Linked DNA regions of Homo sapiens: region 2 is linked to region 1. A link is an interaction called in ENCODE POLR2A ChIA-PET data of the cell type or tissue named here. Cell type or tissue: Panc1. All regions are shown on one strand. Each heading gives the region's core, and the rest is flanking DNA. Links, peaks and the distances in the headings are about the cores only.

Region 1 (2,827 bases), core at 299-2,798:
GGAGAAAGAGCAAGCAAGAGGGGAAGAAAAAAAAGGAGGATGGGTAGGCAATGAGGCAAGTGGTTACATTCTTGTGAGGCTCTGATTAGCACTCAGTGAATCTACATTTTACATGTAAAAAGAAAGGAGTAGAGGAAAAGTCAATTATGCATTCATCTCATGCTCAGTACATCTACATTTTACATAAGATAAAGTAAGCATGTGAAATTACAGCTATTTGGGAACAAATGGAAGGCAGTTTTTGGATGACTCAGTTCCCAAGCTTAATTTCCCTTTTGCCATAGTGAGTTTGGGGTCCTGAGAGTCTATTTTTTATTCACAGTTCTCATGACTCCCTTCTTGAGTTCAGTAATTTACTGGAATGACTCACAGAACTTAGAAAAGTGCTTTGCTTACTATTACCAGTTTATTGTAAAGGATACAACTCAGGAAGAGCCTAATGGAAGACATGCATAAGGTAAGATATGGGGTATATTTGGCACAGAGCTTCCATGCCTTTTCTGGGTGCTCCATCTGATCAGTACATCAATGTATTCCCAACCCAGAAGCTCCCGAGCCCCATCATTTAGGGATTTTAATGGAGGTTTTATCGTATAGGAATGATTTATGTAATCATTGGCCACTGGTAATTGAACTCAATTTTTATCCCCTCTCCAATCCCTGGAGGTCAGGAGCAAGGCAGAAAGTTCCCATCCTGTAATCATGTATTTGGTCTTTCTGGTGTCCAGTCCCCATCCTGAAGCTATCTAGGGGTCTTACCCTAAGTCACCTCATTAGCATAAATTCAGGAGTAGTCAAAAGGGGCTCATTATGAATAACAAAAGACACTCCTATCATTCAGAAAATCCCAAAGGTTTTAGGAGCTCTGTGCCAGGAACTGGGGACATTGACCAAATATATACTGTAATATATATTTTAATATATCATGCACCAGAGCCTCCACTGTTTTTGAGAGCTCCCTTGAACTTGGACTTCTCCATATTCTGTTGCAAATGAATTCCTTTCCTTTGGGAAAAAATTTAGAACTCTCCATTTTACATCCTGCTTCCCTCCCTTCCCTCAGGCAAAATCTCTGAGCCATGGCTCTGGTATTTGTAATATGTATCATAGATTATCACAGTCTACCTTCAAATAATATGATAGCTATCTCTCAGTATACTTAGGGGATTGGTTCCAGGACCCACCACTCCCCAGGATATACAAATCTATGTATACCTAGGTGGGTCCTGGAGTTGGCTCTGCAGAACCCATCTTTGTGAAAAGTCAGCCCTCGCTATAGGCAGACTTCACATCCCACAAGTACAGTATTTTCCATCTCAGTTTGGTTGGAAAAATCCACATCAAAAAACACAGGTCAAACCTGTGTTGTTCAAGGGTCAACTGTAAATGATTTCATGGATAATCGAAGAACCCTACAACTGTGCATTCCCCCTCCCATCTTTTTTTCTATTGTTGTACGTATTAGTCAGGGTTCTCTAGAGGGACAGAACTAATAGGATGGATGTATATATAAAGGGGAATTTATTAAGGAGTATTGACTCAGACAGTCACCAGGTGAAGTCCCACAATAGGCCGTCTGCAAGTTGAAGAGCAAGGAAGCCAGTCTGAGTCCCAAAACCTCAAAAGTAGGGAAGCTGACAGTGTAGCCTTTAGTCTGTGATCGAAGGTCCAAGAGTCCAAAAACTGAAGAACTTGGAGTCTGATGTTTGAGGGCAGGAAGCATCCAGCACGGGAGAAAGATGTAGGCCAGAAGACTAAGCCATTCTAGTCTTTCCACGTTCCTCTGCCTACTTTTATCCTAGTCAGGCTAGCAGCTGATTAGATAGTGCCTACCCAGATTGAGGGTGGGTCTTCGTCTCCCAGTTCGGTGACTCAAATGTTAATCTCCTTAGGCAGTACCCTCACAGGCACACCCAGGAACAATATTTTGCATCCTTCAATCCAATCAAGTTGACACTCAGTATTAACCACCACATTGTACATTTTACTTCTACATATGTTACAAGCCATGTAACACATTGTTCTTATTTTTATTGTAGATAATTATTTCTCTTTAACAGCTTTATTGAGATATAATTCATATGCCTTATAATTCACCCATGTAAAGTGCACAATTCAATGGTTTTTAGAATATTTATGGAGGTGGGCAACCATCACCACTATCCAATTTTACATTTTCATCACCCCTAAAGAAAACCTTCCTATTACCATTTTTCATTCCTGCCCTTCTGCAAGCCCCATGCAACCACGAATCTACTTTCTCTATAGATTTGTTGATATGTCCATTTATTATAAATTGGATAATAAACTATGTGGTCTTTTGTGACTGCCTACTTTCACTTAGCATAATGTTTTCAAGGTTCATCCATGCTATGCCATGTATCAGTACTTCTTCCTTTTTATTGCCAAATACATTGTATAATATACCATATTTGTTTATTCACCAGTTCATGGATTTTTTTTCTATATTTTGGCTATTATGAACAATACTGCTATGAACATTTGTGTATACATTTTGCATGACTGTATGTTTTCATTTCTCTTGTGTATATACCTAGGAATGGAATTGCTGGGTCATATGACACATTATGTTTAACATTTTAAAGAATTGCCAATTTGTTATCCCAAGCAAATGCATTCCCATCAGCAATGTATGAGGACTTGTTTCTCCCCATCCTCACCAAAACTTATTTTCTATCTCTTTCGTTTTAGCCATCCTACTGTGTGTGAAGTGGTATCACTTTGTGGTTCTGGTTTACATTCCCTAGTGACTAATACAGTTGAGCTTCTTTTCATATGCCTATTGGACATTTGTATATCTTCTTGG
Region 2 (2,827 bases), core at 224-2,723, 180 kb before region 1:
AATTGTAGTTTGCAAGGGCCACTAAATGATGGCAGGGAGAGTGAAAATTTGATAGTCAAATTTCAACAAAAATCTTTGCATAACTGCAAAGTGAGGCTGAAAATTTAACGTAATTTATTGAACACTGCCAATGTCATACTGCATCCATTTACATCTATGAATCTTTGTAAGTTATTATTTTCAGCTATAACATCCATTCGAGCCAAGGGCAGTTTAAACTGAACTCAGTATTCTAAAATGTTAAACCATGATTTCAAAATTAATGAGGCATATTCAGTCACATTGTTCTCACTAAAATATTAATAATATCATGTTTCAAATAAGATATAAATTGTGTAAGTATATATTATCAAATAAAACATATTTTAAAATATTACTTCATATTTATCTTATACTTTTAAATGTTGTTTTCCATGCTTTGTAATGTGTATATTAGAACAGCAGTACATGAATATAATGTCAATATTTAAAGCATATGTTTAATATATATTTCAGTACATTTTATATAATGACACACAGCAAATCTGCTCAAATTTTAATATGTATACAAATCGTCCTGGGATCTTGTTAAAGTGCAGTTTCTGATTCAGTGGGTGTAGATCAGGCTGAGATTCTGCATTTCTAACTAGCTCCCGGGTGATCCTGATGCTCCTTGTTCTAAGACCACACTTAGAGCAGCAAGGTCATGGCGGGGGGATGTGGGCTCCAACATGTTTTACTCATAGTATTGCACAATAAAAAATATTTGGAGATGACTGGGGAATGAATGGAGTACACTTCCTTCAGGTTATCCCCCCTTAACCACTGCTTCTCTCAATGGAGTTTTTGGCAGGTACTATGACAAATGTGAACCTGAAATAGGCAGTGCTCCAAAATGGATCCTGAGTGGCTAACTGGGCCTAAATTTTAAATAGAGCCAAGTGGCCATCTGCCAACTATAGGTCAGAGGTCTCAAGTTCCTCCAAAACCCACACCTCTGTTCAACTTTGGGACTTCCAGAGCTCACCTGAACCAACCAATCTGAGATCATCTGCCTTGACCAATCATGGCTTAGCTGCCTCAACCAATCAGGCTCAGTTGCCTTGACCAATCAGGGCTCAGTTCTATCAACCAGTCAGAACTAGGTGAGTTTGAATACTTCATTTGCATAAACTTTTGCTGTAAAAGTATAACCCTAGCTTTGCTCTCTGGAGCACACCTTCATTTTACACCTAAGGCTGTGTGTCTCTGGTGTCCAAACTGTTCTCTGGAATAAAGTCTCTTTCCTTGGGGCTGGGAGCAGTGGCTCATGCCTGTAATCCCAGCTCTTTGGGAGGCTGAGGTGGGCCAGGAATTCGAGACAGCCTGGGCAACATGGCAAAACCACGTCTCTACAAAAAATTTTTTTTAAATTAGCACTGAGCATGGTGCAGTCGCCTGTAGTCCCAGCTACTCTGGAGGCTGAGGTGAGAGGATCACTTGAGCCCAGGAGGTCAAGGCTGTAGTGAACCGAGACGGTGCCACTGCACTATAGCCTGGGCAACAGAGTGAGACCCTGTTTCAAAAAAAAAAAAAAAAAAGGTCTCTTTCCTCTAAATTCCTTTTTATTTTTAATAATTTTGTTTGTTTTATTTTTTATTCAAGACAGGGTCTCGCTCTGTTGCCCAGGACGGAGTGTAATGGTGCAATCACAGCTCACTGCACCCGCAGCCTCTGGGGCTACAGCTATACTCCCACCTCAGCCTCCAGAGTAGTTGGGACTACAGGCACTAGGTACCATGCTGGAGTACTTTTTTTTTTTTTTTTTTTTTTTTTTTTTTGTAGAGGCGGTGTCTCGCTTTGTGGCCCCTTTTCAGAGAACTTTTGTTCACTATACTGAGCTACAATGATAGTGGTTCTGCTCCCTGACAAATACCGGGATTCAGCTAATCTCTGCAGCTTTGCCAGTCAGCTGAGCTAGGATAGGATTAACATGCTCATGTGTAAACTGATGTGACCAACAAGGCCACATGCTCCAGCATGGAACTGAAGGATAATAGTTGCTTCTGCCTCATAAGACTGATGTGAGGATAAAATGAGATGTGTAAAGTACTTTGCAGATACAGTGCTTGATAAAGTGCAGCTATTATTGTTGGAGGCAAGGCTGCTTACAGTCCGGGCCAAGTTTATCTTCAGGCAATTATTATTATTATTATTTCTGAGACAGGGTCTCCCTCTGTTGCCCAGACTGGAGTGCAGTGGCACAATCTCGGCACACTGCAACCTCTGCCTCCCAGGCTCAAGCATTCTTGTTCCTCAGCCTCCTGAGTAGCTGGAATTATAGGCTTGAACCACCACGCCTGGCTAATTTTTGTATTTTTAGTTTTGCAATGTTGGCCAGACTGGTCTTGAACTCCTGACCTCAAGCTCAAGTGATATGCCCTCTTTGGCCTCCCAAAGTGCTGGGATTACAGGCATGAGCCACCATGCCCTGCCCAGACAATTATTTTGAATCTTCTTTAACACCAAGACAAATAGGGCATAAAGCATGACTTAAAATTTTTTAACCTGGAAATATTTTAAAGTAGTTGTAACCCGCTAAGCTATTAAAGACAAACAAACAACAACACATGTGCAGAAATTCCATAAGCACCCATATATTACCTGGCTTTGAGAAATGTAATTTACTTTTGTCCTTTCAGATAAGCCAGCTGCAGAATATATCCTGAGGTACCTGCTTTATGGAATTATTCACACTATTCACCAACAGGAAGGTAGGAACATCTACTGAAAATGACAAATTTTTTTTTTAGGAAAGCTGATATGTATACTTTCTTCCTAGCAGTAATTAGCTGAGCCATTTGTTTGC

The links. ChIA-PET counts read pairs that join two places held together with the same protein. Peaks named below come from ENCODE experiments on the same cell type or tissue, not always from the same donor. Only the 100,000 strongest peaks of a DNase experiment are listed, where the experiment ranks them.
Region 2: POLR2A ChIA-PET joins it to region 1 with 14 read pairs; 4 of 35 experiments call an interaction of 5 or more read pairs at or near these places.

Annotation. Positions count from the first base shown.
Region 1 is chrX:103,613,462-103,616,288 of GRCh38, reverse strand. No RefSeq gene overlaps it. Among named protein-coding and RNA genes, the nearest start is that of TCEAL3, 6.9 kb to the right of the region's middle. In Panc1, for the core only: no CTCF peak of the experiment used is centred there; no DNase peak of the experiment used is centred there; H3K27ac peaks cover 410 bases.
Region 2 is chrX:103,795,820-103,798,646 of GRCh38, reverse strand. It overlaps a transcript of RAB9B not described here. Among named protein-coding and RNA genes, the nearest start is that of PLP1, 20 kb to the right of the region's middle. In Panc1, for the core only: no CTCF peak of the experiment used is centred there; no DNase peak of the experiment used is centred there.